Regions from separate parts of the Homo sapiens genome. Here region 2 is linked to region 1. A link is an interaction called in ENCODE POLR2A ChIA-PET data of the cell type or tissue named here. Cell type or tissue: Panc1. All regions are shown on one strand. Links, peaks and the distances in the headings refer to the core of each region. The heading gives the core; the rest is flanking DNA.

The links. Peaks named below come from ENCODE experiments on the same cell type or tissue, not always from the same donor. Only the 100,000 strongest peaks of a DNase experiment are listed, where the experiment ranks them.
Region 2: POLR2A ChIA-PET joins it to region 1 with 6 read pairs; 3 of 35 experiments call an interaction of 5 or more read pairs at or near these places.

The regions. Positions count from the first base shown.
Region 1 is chr10:132,565,734-132,578,212 of GRCh38, forward strand. The region is part of intron 1 of INPP5A (inositol polyphosphate-5-phosphatase A); the gene reads left to right. Among named protein-coding and RNA genes, the nearest start is that of INPP5A, 34 kb to the left of the region's middle. RefSeq lists enhancers at 4,603-5,373, 5,843-5,982, 6,143-6,912, 6,483-6,632, 6,643-6,692 and 6 more. In Panc1, for the core only: no CTCF peak of the experiment used is centred there; DNase peaks (open chromatin) are centred at 6,408 and 6,998; H3K4me3 peaks cover 2,534 bases; H3K27ac peaks cover 2,983 bases.
Region 2 is chr10:132,438,970-132,447,208 of GRCh38, forward strand. It overlaps LINC03068 (long intergenic non-protein coding RNA 3068), which reads right to left and starts at 6,013. Exons shown (of 3, transcript NR_184030.1): 1 at 5,803-6,013; 2 at 3,292-3,374. LINC02870 (long intergenic non-protein coding RNA 2870) reads left to right here and starts at 6,220. Exons shown (of 3, transcript NR_149317.1): 1 at 6,220-6,309; 2 at 6,727-6,810. RefSeq lists enhancers at 1-457, 458-1,121 and silencers at 4,760-4,809, 4,910-4,959. In Panc1, for the core only: CTCF peaks have their summits at 7,959 (motif pointing left) and 8,159; no DNase peak of the experiment used is centred there; H3K4me3 peaks cover 1,459 bases; H3K27ac peaks cover 2,934 bases.

The sequences.
Region 1 (12,479 bases), core at 4,016-8,015:
TGTGTGTGCGCCGTTGTGTGTGGGTCTCCGTGCATGTGTGTATGTGAATGCGTGTGAGTATGTGTGTGTGGGTCTCTGTGTATGCATGTATGTGTGCATGTGTGTATGTGAATGTGTGTGTGTGTTTGTGTGTGCCATTTCCTCCTAGTTTTGAGTCTCTTTGAATTGGAGGCTTGTGTGTGGAGGTACCTTCAGTGGAGTCTTGCAGGAGTGAAGACCACTTTGCTCAATTTCGTAGCCTGGAGCAGTCGTAGACAAGAGAGCCCTGTGGTCGGTCTCGGGGAGGCGTTGTAGCCTCAGGAGTGTTCTCTGGGTGTGACTCACACCTGGCCACATGTGTGGTCGTCCTTGGTTCTCCAAGGAAACCTGTCAAACTTAAAACAGTTTTAAGACATTAATTTGCTCAACGATGTTCAAATACTTTTGAAAAAATTGGTATGTATGCAAGGTATGCATGATGAAACTGACTCCAGAAGAGAGGGAGACACTAAATTGACCAGTTATTAGGAAAAAAATTAAAAAGATTGATCGACTTGTCAAAGTTGCTGTCCCAAAAAAGCTCCAGATGTAGGTGTTTCCAGAGTGGATTCTACCAAACTGTTGAGGAACATCCGGCCCCAGTTCCCTTTCAACCAGCCAGCTTATCAGACAGAAGGAAAATGCAGGGATACGGAGGCCCGACAGAAGGTGGCACCGTGAAAACAGCTGTGCAGTTGTCTTGCTGTTGCTTGTGAGTGAAACCATCTCGGCTTAGGACCCAATAGCAAATAAACTCGATCCAATGTGTTCATACTAGAAACGTAAGGATAAGTTCATGTTCCAAAAGGTTGAGGGATGTAATTCCCTGTTTTCATAAGTTAATAGTTCATCAGTAGAAGAAACCTTGTTAGGTTATCTCGATAGATGCTGAAAATGTATTTGTTAATATTAAATGCCTACTTTTGATTGAAAAATGATTATTCTTAATAAAATTAAAACATGTATTTCCATAATATAATTTTAAAACACAGAATCAGGCATTTCCACTAGTGTCAGGGACAAGACACCCCATGTAACCACAGTTGTGTAATATACTTTCAGAAGCTCTAGCTAGTGAAATTAACAATTTAACAAGAGAAAGAATAATGTAAATATTGAATACTAGAATGGAGAGACGTTACTTGCAAATATGATTGTGCATCTGGAAAACACAAGAGAATCTATTGAAAACCTGTAATAGTGGTTTATGGAGAAATAGTAACTGTTGCTAATCTTGAGCTCTGATCTCTCAGGAGGCACAGGGTATTAGTCCGGCTCCTGTAGGCTGCAGTAACAGAACCCCTCATGGACGGTGGTGTCATTTGCCCTGGAATGTCTGGAGGAGGGAGGCTCCCGGGTGGGCAAGCAGCTCAGTGATGTCACCAGGAACCAGTTCTTCCCCTGTCTCCATCCGGCCACCCTCCTGTGCAGGTGACACCGTCCTTCTCAGATGCCACTGTCAGATTCTCATCCCACATTCTGCAGAAGCAGGAAGGAAGCACGCAAAAATACCCAAACAACCAAAACAAAATAACTCTCTTTTACTTGGGCAACTTTTATTTCATTTATTAATTTTTTGAGATGGGGGCTCACTATGTTCCCCAAGATGGTCTTGAACTCCTAGGCTCAAGCACTTCTCCCTTCTCGGCCTCCCAGAATGCTGGGATTACAGGTGTGAGCTGCTGGGCGCAGCCCCTTGGGCAACTTTTAAAAACCTTTGTATGGTGAATAATTTTAGGTTTGGTTCCTATGTTTCCCCTGATAGGAACATCGTAAATAACCATGCTTCGTTTGTCAGAGCCAGGATGGTAACACGGGACACTACTGTTGACCAAACTACAGGCTTTATTTGGGTTTTACCAGTTTTTCCACCCACCTCCCTTTTCCGCTCCATGTAAACGTGTCTGTGGTGAAGATGCGGGGCTCGGTCTGATTTCCAAAGCTGCTTTTGCCCCTGTGGCCTGAAGTCCAACGATTCCAGCTTTTTATTCCAATATCTGGTTATTTAAAACATATTTAATGTTCTCTACATATAAAGCTTATTCAGAAAAGATTTAATGTGAATTATACTGAATTATATGCTTTCCTTTTTGAATGATCATATAACTTAGTGCTTAATTACCACATCTGGCAAAAAATTAAAAAAAAATATTGGCTGAGGCCGGGCGCGGTGGCTCACGCCTGTAACCCCAGCACTTTAGGAGGCCGAGGCGGGCGGATCATGAGGTCAAGAGATCAAGACCATCCTGGCCAACATAGTGAAACCCCGTCTCTACTGAAAATACAAAAATTAGCTGGGTGTGGTGGTGCGTGCCTGTAGTCCCAGCTACTCAGGAGGCTGAGGCAGGAGAATTGCTTGAACCTAGGAGGTGGAGGTTACGGTGAGCTGAGATCGAGCCACTGCTCTCCAGCCTGGTGACAGAGCAAGACTCCGTCTCAAAAAAAAAAAAAAAAAAAAAAAATTGGCTGAAACACCAGACATTTTTCCTGGTGTTCACCTGGTACCACCTGTGGAGGACCCGGCTAAGGGTTCCTATGTGTTTCTCTGGAAGCCATTTCCATGTGTATCGATAGCGAAGTTTGTTTTAATATTTCAAAAGTTGCCCTTAATGGCTCCATGAGATAACAGAATTATTAAGCTGCCTTCAATTAAAGCCTCAAGTTTTCCATTTGTAAATTAAGAATTTTTGTGGCCTGGGCACAGTGGCTCACGCCTGTAATCCCAGCTACTGGGATTACTGGGAGGCTGGTAATTGGGAGGCTGAGGTGGGTGGATCACCTGAGGTCAGGAGCTTGAGACCAGCCTGGCCAATGTGGTAAAACCCCATCTCTACTAAAAATACAAAAAAAAAAAAATTAGCCATCCGTGGTGTTGGGCACCCGTAATATCAGCCACTCAGGAGACTGAGGGAGGAGAATGGCTTGAACCCAGGAGGTGGAGGTTCCAGTGAGCCGAGATTGCACTATTGCATTCCAGCCTGGGCGACAAGAGTGAAACTCTGTCTCAAACAAAACAAAACAAAACACAAAAAAGAATTTTTTTGAGACAATTGAAGCTTAGTGAATAAGTACAGAAATTGTATTGTCAAAACTATGTAAGTTTACTACATATATTTGCAAAGAGCAAGGCAACATAGATCACAATATGTTCTTACCGGCATTTTTTTTTTTTTTTTTTTTTTGAGACGGAATCTCGCTCGGTCACCCAGGCTGGAGTGCGATGGCACGATCTCGGCTCACCACAACCTCCGCCTCTTGGATTCGAGCGATTCTCCTGCCTCAGCCTCTCGAGTAGCTGGGATTACAGGCATGTTCCACCATGCCTGTCTAATTTTTGTATTTTTAGTAGAGACAGGGTTTCTCCATGTTGGTCTTACTGGTATTCTTTTTTTGAAATTATTTTAAACATTGAGCATCTGATTAATTCTCACCATACAGCAGAGAGTGTTAAGTTCTTATACTTTCTACATGTTTTTCTTTTGGATTGTCAATTCTTTTTGGTTAAAAATAATAAAAATTTTATCTCACATGGTTTCTTCTGTTAATATGAAGCTGACATGGTCTTGTAAATGTTTCTGCATTTTGCTTGTTTTTTTGTTAGTTTGTTTTTGGTTTCTTTGAGACAGGGTCTCGCCCTGTTGCATAGGCTGGAGTGCAGTGGTGGGATCAATGCTCACTGCAGCCTCCACCTCCCTCCCAGGCTCAAGGGATCCTCCCAACTCAGCCCCCTGAGTAGCTGGGTTTACAGGAATGTGCCACCATGACCGCCTAATTTTGTTTATTTTTTGTAGAGACGGGGTCTCAGTATGTTGCCCAGGCTGGTCTCGAACTCCTGAGTGCAAGCGATTCTCTGCCTCAGCCTCCCAAAGTGCTGGGATTACAGGCGTGAGCCACCTCGCTGGGTCCCCACTGTTTTTTTTAATTAAATTTTTAGTAGAGATGGGGTTTCGCCATATTGGCCAGGCTGGTCTCGAACTCCTGACCTCAGGTGATCCACTCGCCTCAGCCTCCCAAAGTGCTGTGATTACAGGTGTGAGCCACCGCACTGGGCCCCCACTGTTTTTTTTTAATTGAATTTTTAGTAGAGATGGGGTTTCACCATATTGGCCAGGCTGGTCTCAAACTCCTGACCTCAGGTGATCCACTCACCTCGGCCTCCCAAAGTGCTGGGATTACAGGTGTGAGCCACCGCACTGGGCCCCCACTGTTTTTTTTAAATTGCATTTTTAGTAGAGATGGGGTTTCACCATATTGGCCAGGCTGGTCTCGAACTCCTGACCTCAGGTGATCCACTCACCTCAGTCTCCCAAAGTGCTGAGATTACAGGCGTGAGCCACCGCGCTGGGCCCCCACTGTTTTTTTTAATTGAATTTTTAGTAGAGACGGGGTTTCGCCTTATTGGCCAGGCTGGTCTCAAACTCCTGACCTCAGGTGATCCACTCGCCTCAGCCTCCCAAAGTGCTGGGATTACAGGTGTGAGCCTGCGCTCTGCTGATATTTTCTTGTTGGTGACTGCACGTTTGCCTTGAGCTGTGAGCTCTCATAGAACCAGATGACCATTTGGGCTCACTGTTAACTGTAGCCCTTCTGTGGATGCCCCGTGGGCACCTTCGTATCCATCAGTTTCATCTCTGGCCCTGGGAAGCGGGAGGAGTTCGGGTGGAGCTGGAGGGTTTTCCTTCCGACGAGGTATGTGGAGTCCCTCTGCGATCCTGTCTGGGGAGGGGAGAAAGGGGTGGCAAGGCTTCTCTAGCTGTCACTGGGTCCTTGAACCCCCGCTGGCCTGGTGCTGCTGCTGGTGCTGACCACACACAGACTCATGGGAGAACTGGGCAACTTGGCCACTGAATCTTCATTGTGGGTGTTTGCTTTGAATATTTCGTTTTCAGCTCTTGTGTTTCTAAGTACCAAAACACTTTTTTTTTTTTGTAAGAATTCCAGTGCACCAACAATAAAACCAAGGGACCAACTGAGCCATTTGGAAGTGGTGGCTGGGGACACCCATACGGTGGTGACACTTCTGGGTGACTGGCTGGTGCTGGGTGTTTCTGGGCTGCCAGGACAGCAGGAGGTGGGGGTGTTCTGTGCCAGTGAGCTTCGTGCTGCGATGTGGATAGAGGGCCGTCCTTCCGGCCGCTGCTGCTCTCAGGTCGCCTCTCATCGGCACAGCGGCGCATCACACGGCAGCAGCCTGCCTGGCTCTCCTGGTGGGTGGGGGCTGAGGGATGAAAACGAGGCACTCCCTCCCCACCACAGCCTACTCCCGTGGGTTCGGGGCGTTGGAACATTCTCCAAACCCCTCCTGCTGCCTGGCCAGGTCCAGCTGGGCACAGTGCACGCCCACCTGCTGGGCCCTCCTCACCGTGGGCTCCGCCCTGGGCCCTTTGGACACCTTCCCTGGCCCTGACAGCAGCTACCTGGGAATGCAGCATGAGGCAGGTGCCTTTTGCTGAATGAGGTGAACAGCAAGAGGGAGAAAAGGAGAGATCGCCTAGCAAAGCAGCGAGGCCAGAGGCTCCTGCCGAGCAGAGGAGGAGGGCCATTGGCGCAAGGACACACCCATCCCTCATCACACTGCTGGGACCTGCCTACCCTCTCTGCTGGCACGCCGGGCTCTGCCACATGGGCCTGTCTGGGCCTTGTCCTCCCCAGCTGCGGGGAAGGGCTTCTTTCAGTTCCCTTTGGGTGAACACAGAGGCCCAGCTCCTGCCGCTGTGTGTGGTTCTGGGTCACTCAGGACCACTGATAATCAAAACCACCAACTTTGGACTACACAGAGCTATTAAGGAGCTTAGCTAAATTTAAAAAAAGTGCAGCTGATATTTATGTCCTTTATGTGCCAGATAGTGCTGTAAGGATGTGGTGTGTCTCTAGGTATGTCAGCCCTGACGTTTGTGCCGTAAGGACCCGGAGTGTCTGCAGGCAGACCTGTCATCCCCGCAGCCCTGACGTGCGTGCTGTAAGGACCTCGAGTGTCTGAAGGGAGACCTATCATCTCCACAGCCCTGATGCCTGTGCTGTGTTGCTCCATTGCACAGATGGAAAGACAGGGGCTAGCGAGTGAGCAGCCAGTGTGAGGCCCTGCGGTAGCAGGTGGAGGGGGCAGGGTGTGAACTGAGCTGGGGCTGGCTCTGGCATCTGAGCTTGTTAACGACCGACTGGGCTAGAGGCAGAGTGGGCCGCACCCTGACCACCACCTCTGTCCCCCACTGCTGTGCCCCTCTGTCTCACTGTTTCCTGTGGTCCCTCCTGACTAGAAGAGACTCAGGCCTGCTGAGTAGCATGCAGCACAGGACGAGCCTGCAGAGCCCTCTTGGGACTTACACACTGGGGATTTGACAGCTCATGTCTGGCACCGCAGATAGTCTAGGAAAAGGTGACTCATCCAAGAGCCTGGCCGGAAACCCACAGGGTATTGGCCCAGGTGTGCCGAGAGGCTGGCCGGAGGGACCATTGTGATACTCAGAGGAAAACGCCTGTGGCCCATGGGGGGGCCTTCAGAAGAATGTCGGAGTTTCTCAGCTGGCAAGATGCCCCTGGTGGCAAGATGCCCCTGGTGGCAAGATGCCCCTGGTGTGGGGCCCCTCACCTGGACCAGAGGCCTTCCCTGAGCTTCTGTTTTGCAGGGAGGTGCCTGAGCTGCACAGCTTGCCTGGGAGGAGTCGTGGTTTCTGGGGGTGGGGCCTTTCGTAGGGCTGTGCTGGTGCTGTCCTGGGGGAGGGGGATGCTGAGCACGCCCGCCCGGGGCTGCTTTCCCTGGGAGGGATGCTGAGGCTGCCCAGGGCTGCTTTCCCTGTGAAGCAGCGTGACCCAGGGCTCTTGGTGGGGATGTGCCGTTTGCTCTTTTTCATGTGTCTAGCCCTTGGGAAGTGTTTTTGGTACTGCTGGTTCTCATGCTCTAGTCCTGGTAATGGGCTAGTGTGCTTGTTCTGGCTTTACTCGGTAGCGTTTATAACAGGACAGGATTCAGAGGACACTGTTGCTGAGGGAAAGTTTGTGCCACTTAACCTGGTGTTGCTTCTGGCCCTGCCTCTGCTGGGCGTCTGTCTGCAGCGTGCCTTGGAGTGTTTCCCTTGCTCTGCTGATTGCTGAAATGCAAGACCTGGGCCTCTGGAATCCCATTGAAAGAACTTGTTTAAAGAAACATCAGCTCGGTTTATTTCATACACAGCTACTTTTTGTAGATACTGAGGTTTTGTTGAGATGTTGGGGTGTACGTGCCGTGTGAGGTTTTGTTGAGATGTTGGGGTGTGCGTGCCGTGTGAGGTTTTGTTGCGATGTTGGGGTGTACGTGCCGTGTGAGGTTTTGTTGAGATGTTGGGGTGTGTGTGCTGTGTGAGGTTTTGTTGATGTTGAGGTGTGTGTGCCGTGTGAGGTTTTGTTGAGATGTTGGGGTGTGTGTGCCGTGTGAGGTTTTGTTGCGATGTTGGGGTGTACGTGCCGTGTGAGGTTTTATTGAGATGTTGGGGTGTGTGTGCTGTGTGAGGTTTTGTTGATGTTGAGGTGTGTGTGCTGTGTGAGGTTTTGTTGATGTTGGGGTGTGTGTGCTGTGTGAGGTTTTGTTGAGATGTTGGGGTGTGTGTGCTGTGTGAGGTTTTGTTGATGTTGAGGTGTGTGTGCCGTGTGAGGTTTTGTTGAGATGTTGGGGTGTGCGTGCCGTGTGAGGTTTTGTTGAGATGTTGGGGTGTACGTGCCGTGTGAGGTTTTGTTGAGATGTTGGGGTGTACGTGCCGTGTGAGGTTTTGTTGAGATGTTGGGGTGTGTGTGCTGTGTGAGGTTTTGTTGATGTTGGGTTGTGTGTGCTGTGGGAGGTTTTGTTGAGATGTTGGGGTGTGTGTGCCGTGTGAGGTTTTGTTGAGATGTTGGGGTGTGCGTGCCGTGTGAGGTTTTGTTGAGATGTTGGGGTGTGCGTGCCGTGTGAGGTTTTGTTGAGATGTTGGGGTGTACGTGCCGTGTGAGGTTTTGTTGAGATGTTGGGGTGTGCGTGCCGTGTGAGGTTTTGTTGAGATGTTGGGGTGTGTGTGCCGTGTGAGGTTTTGTTGATGTTGAGGTGTGTGTGCCGTGTGAGGTTTTGTTGAGATGTTGGGGTGTGTGTGCTGTGTGAGGTTTTGTTGAGATGTTGGGGTGTGTGTGCCGTGTGAGGTTTTGTTGATGTTGAGGTGTGTGTGCTGTGTGAGGTTTTGTTGATGTTGAGGTGTGTGTGCCGTGTGAGGTTTTGTTGAGATGTTGGGGTGTACGTGCCGTGGGAGGTTTTGTTGAGATGTTGGGGTGTACGTGCCGTGGGAGGTTTTGTTGAGATGTTGGGGTGTGCGTGCCGTGGGAGGTTTTGTTGAGATGTTGGGGTGTGCGTGCCGTGGGAGGTTTTGTTGAGATGTTGGGGTGTGCGTGCCGTGGGAGGTTTTGTTGAGATGTTGGGGTGTGCGTGCCGTGGGAGGTTTTGTTGAGATGTTGGGGTGTGCGTGCCGTGGGAGGTTTTGTTGAGATGTTGGGGTGTGCGTGCCGTGGGAGGTTTTGTTGAGATGTTGGGGTGTGCGTGCCGTGGGAGGTTTTGTTGAGATTTTGGGTTGTACGTGCCGTGGGAGGTTTTGTTGAGATGTTGGGATGTGCGTGCCGTGTGAGGTTTTGTTGAGATGTTGGGGTGTGTGTCCTGTGTGAGGTTTTGTTGAGATGTTGGGGTGTGTGTGCCGTGTGAGGTTTTGTTGCGATGTTGGGTGTGTGTCCTGTGTGAGGTTTTGTTGAGATGTTGGGGTGTACCTGCTGTGTGAGGGCCGGCCTTGTTTCTGTTTACTGATGCCTCCTGGGCCTCACACAGGGAGGGGTGAACAGAGGTCTTAGGGAGGGTGTTTTTCTCTTTTTTTTCTTTTTTTTTTAATTTTGTATTTTATTTTATTTTATTTTATTTTATTTTATTTTATTTTATTTTTTGTAGAGATGGGGTCTCAGTATTTTTTTTTTTTGAGACAGAGTCTCGCTCTGTTGCCCAGGCTGGAGTGCAGTCGTGGGATCTTGGCTCACTGCAACCTCTGCCTCCTGGGTTCAAGCCATTTTCCTGCCTCAGCCTCTGGAGTAGCTGGGGGGTGTTTTTCGTTTTAAAAGGCCTGGAATGTGGTTTCTGTGAGAGCCTTCCGGAAGCTCTGGGGAGGTGCTTGTCCTTGTTGCTGGGCCTTGGGGCGTGAGGCAGCTGGTAGGCACGGACTTCTGGTGGTAAGGAGCTGTCTAGCCTGGAAGCCTGCAGCCCACCTGACGATAGAAACGCAAAGCACACCTCAGCATATGGTCTGCGGAGTCCTCCCGGGGGCTCCGGATTCGGGGTGTCCGTGGAAAACACATGATGCCAGGTCCACAGGGTGACAGGTGACAGGTGACCCAGCCTTCAGGCTCCCTGTCCAGCCGCTGGGACTCTGTTGAATGCTGCATTCTTCCTCCGCAGGCTGGCGTTTGCACCGGCCTGGACACATCGCAACCCTGACCTGTGTGCTGAAGGGCGGCCGCCTGATGTCTGCCTGCTTTTGGCATTTGGACGACACCTGGTTTCTGCCTGAGGGAGGGATTGGTCCTCTTACCTGATGTGTAGCTCCCAGAAAGGCTTGTGCAGAACTGACATGTGGCTAGCCTGCTCCCAGCCCCCCGCAGCTCACAGGGTCAGGATGGGAGGGGAGTACAGGCTGAGGCACCAGGCACCACAGGGGCCTGCACGTCACTGTCAGTCTGGTTAAACATCATAAAATTAGTAACCAAACCGATCTAACCACATTCACAATCATTTGGAAACTGGTGAAAAGGGGAAAGCAATGAGCACTATCCTACTTCCCTAACCCAACCACAAGCAGCGGAGCCAGTTATTTCTTGGCTTCTCTGTGGAAGTGCGTTTATTTGAAATCCGTAAACAGTGTTTATCTTGGCGAGGAGGAATCCTGCACCAGCTTAGACAAGGAACTCCTGACGCCTCAGCGCCTGGCCCTCAGGACAGCCTTTCCCCGGTTCCCTGTGTCCCTCTGGCCGTGGGCTCCCGCGTGGTGTGTGCGGCCCAGGGCCCTGGCAGTGGGGAGTGTGTGGTCCCCTAGTGACACCGCCTGCTCTGTGGCTGTTTTCTTTCTTTATGATTGTTTGCTTCTCACACTCCCTGCCAAAGGACCTGCTTGATGCCACTGACATCGCGGCTCTTGTGGACTGTGGAGCTGGTGGCTCCCCTCTCCTCCTGAACCACGAGTACTTTCTGGGGAAATGATTTCACCCACTGCCCCCTGCCCACATCCCTCCACCACAGATGCCACCTGACCTGCAGCTACCCACTGGGCTGCTGTAGCTCCTTGGTGACCAGACTCTGCCCTTCCCTGCCAGTGTGTGTGCTGAGCCTCTGAGATCACGGCCCAGCCCTGGGCCCTCCCTGTGCAGGTCAGGCTCCAGGTTGAGGCCAGGTGAGGGAGCCGTGGTCCGGGGCTGTGGCTCTGCTCCTCTCCAGCCCTCTTGCCAGAGGTGGGAGGTGCTGGTGTGCCCCTCCTGCCCCCAGGACAGCACTTCTCTGTCTGCTTCCTGAGGCTCACAGCACAGCTCCTGTCTGCAGGGAGAGGAGAGTATGGAGAGGTTCAGAATGCGGGCTTGGACAGGTGCTGGGTGGCACCCCGAGCGGGTTTTCCTTTCAGGTGTGGGGCTGCAGGTTCTAGTGGGTTCTCCACACAGTCCTGGCCCTGGATGGAAAGAGGGAGAGAATCTAGCCTTGGGCTCTGGGCTGTGGTGGCTCCCTGAGGCCTTGCAGCTGGGAGGGGTCCTCTGCTCCTGTCCCCAGTGTGCGTCCCCCACTGCATCCACCCTCTCTGGGGCCTAAACTGCACATGATATCATTCATTACCTTTTTTCCCAACCAGCTAACAGGATGCAAACGAGAGTGTTCTAAATGATCTTGGAATACAAACTTGCATATGTTACTTTCAAGCATTAAATGTTTACCTTCTTAAATAAATGGTTGTCACCTCATTTTACCTTCTGAATTAAGCAGATCTCTGATGCACCCAGCGTCTTGCCTGTGCTGACCGGCCACAGACCCTGGGAGAGTCCCCAGCTGGGATGGGGAGCCGAGGGTCGCACCCAGACTCACACCCCAGAACCCGGGTTTTAGAGTGAGACTGACGAGGGCCACCAGGATGTGCTCTGCCGGTGTCTGCCCTGTTCCCAGAATGCTGGTCACACCCGCTGAATTGCTGTGAGCCCAGTGGTGGGCTGAGTGCCACGGTTTGAACGCACCTGTGGTGCCTCTGACCCATGGGGAGAGGGCTTGTGCTGGGCTCCAGAAAACTCTGAGGGACCTCTGAAAGGTGGCAGGACTGTGGGGAAGGGGTTTTGGCTGAGGCTCAGCAGAATGAAGGGGCCAGGAGTGGAGGGGGCAGAGGGACCCCCAGGCAGGGCCGCTGCACCTGGAGAGAAGCTGGAAGGCAAAGACTGGGTCGTGGTGCCCTGAGTGCAGGTGGGTTGCTCCCCCCCGGCACGCCGCCCGTGGTGCATCACGTTCTGTTGCAGTGTCTGCTCCTGAGCATTTCAGGACGGGACTCTGATCATCCTCCAAGCCGGCCTGCATATCCTAGTTGGTATCTGAGTTAAGTTTACACAGGAGATATGGGGTCAAAAGGTGGTGGGGTACCTGGCATCCTACAGGTGGCATTCCTGTATCTGTGATTTTTGTTCACACGTTTATCTCGGGCTGCGCATGCCCGGCCCCGGGCCAGGGAACGGGACATGGCCATGAAAACAGTGGGCCCCTGCTGTCTTGAGGCCCATCTTTTGGTGGCCCCTGTTTTGGTGGCCATCAGGGAGGGGCCTGAGCCCCCCATGGGGTCAGGTGGAAAGTGGCAGCTCTTAGAGGTGACATAGGGACCCTTGGAGGTGACATTGAGACCCTTGGAGGTGACACTGAGACCCAAAGGAAGGACAGGAGGGCCCCTGAGGAGATGGATGAGGTGGGAAAGTGCAGCCAGCATGCCTGTCTCAGGGAGGCATTGGGTGTTGTGGGCAGCGGTGGTTCGTGGCCTCCTAGTGACCTCTCCTGGTCACTGGACAGCAGCCTCTCTCGCCCATGGGCGCTGCTCTCGGTTCCAGCCTCGTTGGTTACTCGGCAGCCGTCAGACTCCTGGTTTGAGAAGGGAGTGTGGGCTCCCTGTCCTCGAGGGGTTCAGCTGTGCCATTTGGGGGTGCTCCATGAAGCTGGCAGCTGGACAGCCGTGACACTGGTATTTCTTGGGTTATTTTAGTTGTAGGCATGTTTGCTAAATGTCAGCAATTTGGCCTCACTCAAAATTTGTTTTGAGATTAGGCTCAGTATTGAACTGCATTGAATGAAGTAAACCAGGATTCTAAAATTAACGTGTGAGGGGAAGTTATTTCACCATTGGGAGATTATTATGCTCTCTACAGAAAGTGTTGCAGAACTTTGATTTGACAGCAATAAAAATGAACCCTCTCCTTTTTTG
Region 2 (8,239 bases), core at 4,240-8,239, 130 kb before region 1:
TACAATACAGATCTTCCCATCTTCTGGAGCTGGTGTGGCCCTGACGGTGCCTTTCCAGAGCCAGTGCCCAGTGCAGGCCTCTCGGCACAGTGTGGGCGAGCCCCAGGGGGTCCTATTGGCCCTGGGCTCTGCTATTGCTGAGCAGTTGACTCTGTCCCTAAGAATAGGAGGAGATGGGTGCCTGGGGACCAAGCACAGCTGGTCACCCCAGAGTGCAAGGCCAGTGGGTCCCATTTCCTGCCCAGTGAGTCTGGCTGTCCCGGTGGCCTCTTCCTGCCTCAGAAGCCCTGGACTGAAAGCAGCACGTGATCAGCTGGACGTGGGGGAGGGACCTTCCCTGGAGCAGAAGCCTCTCGAAGGCCCTGTGTTCAGCTGAGAGTGGGTTCCAGAAAGTCATGGAATCTTCCAGAAAAGATGCCACCTACATCCCCGGGATGGCTTTGGTGAACGTGAACGTGGTGGGCTCCTGCGTCAACAGCATGGGCCTTGGCCAATCTGAGCTCCAAGGCATGCCCAGAAGACCTCCCCCAGGTGCCCACAGCTATCCTTGAAGTTGCAGAGACAGACCCCAGAATGAGCCGTGACGCCGTGCTCAAAGTGACCAAAATCCACCCAGAGCACATGCGACGTGCATGTGTGCCTGCGTGCGTGCATGTGTGTGCCTGTGTGAGGATGTGTGTGTGCCTGTGTGCCTGCATGTGGGGTGTGGGGGTGTGTGTGCCTGCATGTGGATACGTGTGTGCCTGTCTGCCTGTGTGTGGATGCATGTCTGTGTGTGCCTGCGTGTGGATGCATGTGTGCCTGTGTGCATGCATGTGGATGCATGTGTATGCCTGTGTGGATGCATGTAGATGTGTGTGTGCCTGCATGTGGATACTTGTGTGGGTGTGTATGCCCATGTGAGTGTATGCCTGCATGTGTGTGTGTCTGTGGATGTGTGTAGATGTGCATGTTCCTGTGTGCCTGTGGGTGGATGTGTGTGTGCATGTGTGTGCCTGCATGTGGATGTGTGTGTTCATGTGTGCGTGTGTGCCTGCGTGTGGACGCATGTGTGCGTGTGTGCGCCTGTGTGTGGATGCATGTGTGCATGTGCGGATGTCTGTCTGTGGATTTGTGTGCATCTGTGTGTGGACTCGTGTGTGTGTGCATGTGTGCCTGCATGAGGGGGCCTTTCCCCCACCCCACCACAGGCTGGCACTCCCAAAACAGCTGGAGTGCTGCCCTCATCTCCCACTACCCTCACCCCCAGCACACAGGATCTGGGCCCACTGTCTCCCCCCCAGCACACGGGATCTGGACCCACTGTCTCCCCTGCCCAGCACACGGGATCTGGGCCCACTGTCTCCCCCCAGCACACGGGATCTGGACCCACTGTCTTCCCAGCACACGGGATCTGGGCCCACTGTCTCCCCTGCCCAGCACATGGGATCTGGACCCACTGTCTTCCCAGCACACGGGATCTGGGCCCACTGTCTCCCCTGCCCAGCACATGGGATCTGGACCCACTGTCTTCCCAGCACACGGGATCTGGGCCCACTGTCTCCCCCCCAGCACACAGGATCTGGGCCCACTGTCTCCCCCCCAGCACACGGGATCTGGGCCCACTGTCTCCCCCCCAGCACACGGGATCTGGGCCCACTGTCTCCCCCCAGCACATGGGATCTGGACCCACTGTCTTCCCAGCACACGGGATCTGGGCCCACTGTCTCCCCCCAGCACACGGGATCTGGACCCACTGTCTCCCCTGCCCAGCACACGGGATCTGGGCCCACTGTCTACCCCCCCAGCACACAGGATCTGGGCCCACTGTCTCCCCAGCACACAGGATCTGGGCCCACTCTCTCCCCAGCACACAGGATCTGGGCCCACTGTCTCCTCAGCAGCGTCCCTGAGCCCCACTGTCCATGGCCCCAGCCACCACTGTGGTGCAGACTCTGGCTCTCAGGACCCCCCCACGCCCTGCCATCTCCACTCCATGGGTTCCCTCACACTAGGCTGAGTGATGCCCAGCACCAGGCATCTCTTGCAGGGCCCGGGACCCCATTCCTCGAAGACGGCTCAGGGCCGAGGGTGGTTGCGTGGCAGGCACTAGGCCTCTCAAATTGGCCTGCAGAATGCTGCCTGCGGTGGGACAGGGCCTACTCCGCCAGCCGACAGCATGTGTACCCTCGAGGCCAGCAGAAGAGAAAGGGAGGTTTCATGTTCTAATTTTCATTTTCGTCAGAATATACTCATAGAGTGAGAACTCAAGCAGCACAGGAAAGGCTGGGGCAGGACTTCCTGAGCCCCCACGGCCACTCTTCAACCCAGGAGCCTCTCCCTGAGCCCGGTTTCTGGTCCTAGAGCCTTAAGCCTGGCAAGACACTCGCCCCGCCGCTCCTGCCCCATGCCTTTGGGGGTGTCGGGATGCCCCACTTTAAGCCGGGCTGAGCTCATCTCCACCCGACCTCCCCGCACTCACGTCAGTGGCCTTTTCAGTCCTGCCGTCCTGGTGGGGTGCAGTGGCCCAGGGTCCTGGCTACCTAATGAGCTCCCCAGGCAAACGTTGGAGCAGAAGGGATCACAAGTGGCACAGCCAAAGGAACGGATTCCAGAAACGTGAGCTGGTGGTTGAAAACACTCACGTGAGCAATTGAAAAGGCCGTGAAACCATTACCAAACATTGAGAGCAGAAATGGAATTTAAAGCGAAGGTGGGTAAAACCCCGAATTCTCCTGATCCCAGATTTCTTTTTCTTTTTTAAGCTTATTTGCTTATTACAAAATGAATCCACTCTTTTTACAGAACAATTACAAAATATTGACAGCCAAGCATGGTATCCTAAACCAGCCCATCCCTCACACATTCAGGGGCAGCTCCTGTTAACCCGGGGTTCCCTCCTCAGGGCTGTTAGCAGGTGCGTATGCATGTGAGTGTGGGTGTGCGTGTGTGCATATGAGTGTGCATGTGCGTATGTGCACGTGTGACTTGCGTGAGTGTGCATGTGCGTGTGCGTGTGTGCACGCATGTGTGTGTGAATGTAGGAGCGCATGTGTGCATGTATGTATGAGTGCATTGCATGTGTGCACGTGTGTGTGCATGTGTGTACGTATATGTGTATGAGTGTGTGTGTGCACGTGTGTGTGCATGTGCGTGTGTGCGCATGCATGTGAGTTTAGGAGTGCATGTGTGCATGTATGTGTATAAGTGGGCATGTGAGTGTATGAGTGTGCATGTGTGTACATGTGTGTGTTTACGCATGTGTATGCATGTGTGCGTGTGTATTCTTAACCCAAGGGAGGCACTGCTTACCACTGGATCATAACCAGATGTTTAACCAGTCTTCAGAGGGAGGACATTTAGGTTCTTTCCAAATGCAGCACAGAGCAGGGGCGCTGGGGAAGGGGAAAGGAAAAAGAGCTCAGCGCAGGGAACTCGTGATCTTGTAGAGACAAACGGAAACATTCACACACCAAGGGACAGCAGCAGAATGGAGGGGCTGAAATGGGGGGGCCGGAATGGGGGGGGCAGATGGGGGATTGGAATGGGGGGGCCAGAATGGAGGGGCCAGAATGGGGGGCCTGGAATGCGGGGGCCGGAATGGGGGGACCGGAATGGGGGGGCTGGAATGGGGTGCCGGAATGGGGGGGCCGGAATGGGCGGGGGGCCAGGACGGGGCGGCCGGCATGAGGTACTAGACTCTTCCTTAAGTGGGGTGGGACACATCCACAATAAAATGTTTAAAAAGAAGGAAAAGGACCAGGGCACTTCAGAAAAAATGAAGGAAGCCACATGGGAGACGTCACAAGGCATTGCCCACCCCTTGCCCACCCCGTGGGCTCCCAGCCAGCAGGCAGGGCAGGGTGCACACTTCCTCCTGCCTCCCCGAGGTCCCCGGGGCTGACCACAGGTTCACATGGGCAGCGAGGTGGTCGCAGGAGGACGGGGCCTGGAGATCCAGCCCCAGATGACACTGCAGGCCCCGGCAGGGGACGGTGCCACCCTCACCTCTGCCTTCTTGCCTCTGCTCTGCCTGGCCCATGGCTCTGTAGGCCTCCGTCCTCTAAGGACTCAAATTTTTTAATATAAAAATAAGTTGCAGGCCGGGTGTGGTGGCTCACACCTGTAATCCCAGCACTTTGGGAGGCCGAGGTGGGCAGATTACCTGAGGTCAGGAGTTCAAGACCAGACTGGCCAATATGGTGAAACCCTATCTCTACTAAAAACACAAAAATTAGCTGGACATGGTGGGGGACGCCTTTAGTCCCAGCTACTTGGGAGGCTGAGGTAGGAGAATTCCTTGAGCCCAGGAGACGGAGGTTGCAGTGAGCTGAGATCGTGCCACTGCACTCCAGCCTGGGCAACAGAGTGAGACTCTGTCTCAAATAAAATAAAATAAGGCCAGGTGCGGTGGCTCACGCCTGTAATCCCAGCACCTTGGGAGGCCAAGGCAGGTGGATCACGAGGTCAAGAGACTGAGACCATCCTGGCTAACACGGTGAAACCCCATCTCTACTAAAAATACAAAAAATTAGCCAGGCGTGGTGGCGGGCGCCTGTAGTCCCAGCTACTCGGGAGGCTGAGGCAGGAGAATGGCGTGAACCCGGGAGGCGGAGCTTGCAGTGAGCCGAGATCACGCCACTGCACTCCAGCCTGGGCGACAGAGCGAGACTCCGTCTCCAAAATAAATAAATAAATAAAATAAAATAAAATAAAAAGTTGCAGTGTCAGCAATGAGTTAGCTCTTTAATGGGGGCTTTTTTAAATGAATATTTCTCAGCTGTTGGTGAGCTCAGCTGAGGGAGGGCGGGCGCCACGGGTCCCTGACTCAGACCTGACTGTGGGGCTGGGACACGACTGCCCCTAGTGGGAGCAAGGCCCAACGGTTGGGGGGTGCCCAGCGCCCAGCCAGCAGCTGGGGTGTCTGTGGGGGCTCCCCCATCGCCCTCCCCTCCCCCTTCCCTTCCTTCCCTCTCCTCTCAACCCCCACTCCCCTCACACCTTCCCCTCCCCCTCACTCCTCTCCCCTCTCCTCAGGGCTCCCTGGCTTCCTGCCTCACCCTTCCCCTCCCCCCACTCCCCTTCCTCAGGGCTCCCTCCCCTCACTCCCTCCCCACTCACTCCCTCTCCCCTTCCTCAGGGCTCCCCGCCTCACTCCCTCCCTGCTCACTCCCCTCCCCTTCCTCAGGGCTCCCCACCCCCCCACTCCTCCTCCCCTCTCCTCAGGGCTCCCCCCCTCACTCCCACTCACTCTCCTCCCCTCTCCTCAGGGCTCCCTCCCTCCTCACTCCCTCCCCGCTCACTCCCCTCCCCTTCCTCAGGGCTCCCTCCCCCCTCACTCCCTCCCCCGCTCGCTCACTCCCTCTCGCCTCTCCTCAGGGCTCCCCGGCTTCCTGCCTCTCTGAATTCCTCCTCCAGACCCTCAAGGCTCCCTGCTCATTCCCTCTGGGGTCCTGAGGTCTCCAAGGGCCACTCTGGCTTCCCCCCTGCAGACCCACCCTCCTAGGGGAACAGGGTGACCCCACACAGACACTGATGGGACAAGAGAACCAGCCCTGCAGAAAGCCTCCAGGTGAGGCTGACAGTGCTGGTCCTGTGACGGGGAAGCAGGTGAGAGCCATCTCTGGCCTCAAGGCTGATCAGCAGCCCCCAAGGTGTCCTCTGCAGAGAGGGCCAGCCTCAGGCCTGCCACCCCGTAGACCACAGGGACCTGTCCTGAGATTCCTCCATTTCTGAGCACCAGCCTAGGAAATGATGGAGGGTCTGGCCCCCAGGCCCAGACCCCCAGGCCCCCTGCCCCCGTCTAGGTCCCCAGGTACTTGCAGAAAAGAAGGGGTGAGCACAGCCTTCTGTAAGGGGGCGCCCGAGTCCTGGCCAAGGTGGCCGCCCACCCTGGGGCTCCAAGGTCCAGGCAGCCACCTCTTCGGTCTCTGCCCTTAATGTGGGGCAGAGTGGCAGGTCAGAGCCCCGGCCCTGGCCCCGGCCCCAGCCCCAGCTCCTCCTCAGCCACAGGGGCATCTCCAATTCCTGAAATAATTCAGTTCCCTCTCCTGGGCACCTCTAGAGCCCAGCTGGGCCCAGGGTGTGTTCTGCAGTTGTGGGGGTGGGGGGGAGGATTTTGCAACCCTACCCTCTCTGCAGGGTACCTCCGGTGGCTCTGGCCTCTGGGCCCCATGCTGTGCCAGACACACAGAGAGGCTCAGCCAGTTATTTCCAAGAGGCCAGGCAGGCAGGAGAGGCCCAGGATCTGCCAGGACTGGGAAGGGAGGCAGGAGGCTTCTCTGGGTATAAAGCAGCTGAAATGTGGAGTTTCCTCCCAGGAGCTGAGAGGTAGCTGCAGGGCGAGCCCTGGGGGAAGTGTGCAGCCGCTGGAGCTCCGTCCTGGGCAGGGGTGGTCACGGCTTGAGGATGGCAAGGGCTGATGCCTTGTTTGCTTTTAAAATTGTTGCTATTTGCTGTAGTTCCCCTGTTATTCCTAAACTCTCAGGAAGCACCTACTGGCCTCAAGGTAGTCTCGCTTATGGGGCTGGGGATGAAGAAGAGTGGGGTGTGCAGGTGGGCAGAGCTCCAGCGGCAGGAGGCTGAGGGCGGGCTGGGGAGTAGCAGCAGGGGATGGGCACGAGGCCCCTTCGGTCCTCCTGCAGCTGTTTTAATGTGGCGTTTTGGAAAGAGCCGCACCCCGTGGGTGCCTATGGGAAGGAGGCGTCTTAGTCACATGCCCCTAACGATTGCGGCGTTTCTCTACAGCGTGTCCATGGGCCCAGTGCCTGGCGTGTCCTCCCTGGGAGCTTGCTGGACGCATGACCAGGATTCTGGGAGGGCAGAGGACAGGTGGGTCCTGGTGGTAGGTCAGCTGCTGAGTTTCCCTATGACGTTTGTTCCGCTGGTGCCCAGAGCCCCTTCAAGGTGTCCATCATCAGGGGAGAAGTGGCGCCACAAACTGCCTTTTAACCCTGGGGTCCTGCCAAGAGGTCTGGGGTGTCCTGGGGCCTGTGGCCTGGGCTGCAAGTGCAGCCAGTTCCCTCAGGGCATGGCCACCAGCCCTGGGCTCCCGTGCCCGGGTTTCCCTGCCTGCCTGGCTGGTCAGAGGAGGGAGTCCCTCTATCCACTCTGCCCCACATTAAGGGGAGAGACTGAAGAGGTGGCTGCCTGGACTGTGGAGCCCCAGGGTGGGCGGCCACCTTGGCCAGGACTCGGGCGCCCCCTTACAGAAGGCTGTGCTCACCCCTTCTTTTCTGCAAGTACCTGGGGACCTAGACGGGGGCAGGGGATGCCCAAAAGGGCCTAGACACCTTCCATGGCAGCCGCCATCACAGGGTCTGTGGGAGGGCGTGTCCTCCCTTCCGCAGGCCTGGTGGGCAGCGAGGCCGTGCAGCTGCGACCCACCCTCACATCCGGGCCGGGAGCGGACTGAGGCCCAAGGCTGAGCCTCCACTCTGGACCTGGGACGTCTGGGCAGAGGAGCCCCGTGGTGGGGCCAGGGCGAGGGCATAGGGGCCTCAGGGTGGGCCCTGGGTACCCTTGACCTGCAGAGGCGTGTGGGGAGGTTCCAGCAGCTTCTTGGAGAGGCCCGGGGTAGAAGCACTAGCAGGTGAGCTATTGTGGGCCTTGGCGAGGCCCAGCCTTGAGCCGGATGGCCCGTGCCCCAGCTTGGAGGGGCTTGTGGGCAGTGGAGTACCGAAGGGACCTAGGCAGTGGGAGGAAGGAGAGATGAGGGCTAGACCCAGGCAGAAGGTGCAAGATGGCCCGCCGGCCTGGCCCAGACAGGAGGGTGGGGTGGGCAGGAGGAGGTGGGGGTCCTGAGGTCAGTGCTTCAGCTGCTCGGGCTGGCAGGATGCCCACCCTGCTGGGAAGGAGCCTGGCCTTTCTCCAGAGCCACAGCAGGGGCCTGGGCACCCCGCACTTGGTCCAGGCTGAGGAGGCCTCAGGTGCTGGGAGGCCTGGGAGGGCCCGGAAGAGCCTGCCTTTCTGCCCCCTGCTGCCTCACTGTGGGAGGGCACAGAGGAAGTGAAGGGCGGGAGCTGGGAGAAGCGGGAGGAGGAGGGGCAAGAGGAGGGACAGGAGAGGCTGGGTGCCCAGGTGCTCTCTGAGCAGGACCTTCCATGCGGCTCTGGGGGGCCCCTGGCACTGGCAGGTCAGGGGTCAATGAGAGGAGGGAAAGGTGGCCGGGAGCAGCTGCTGGGGCGGGGGAGGGCAGGAAGTGCATGAATCAACGCATGGGTGGGGGTCCCCTGAGAGGCCCATGGGAGCCCCTGAGCCC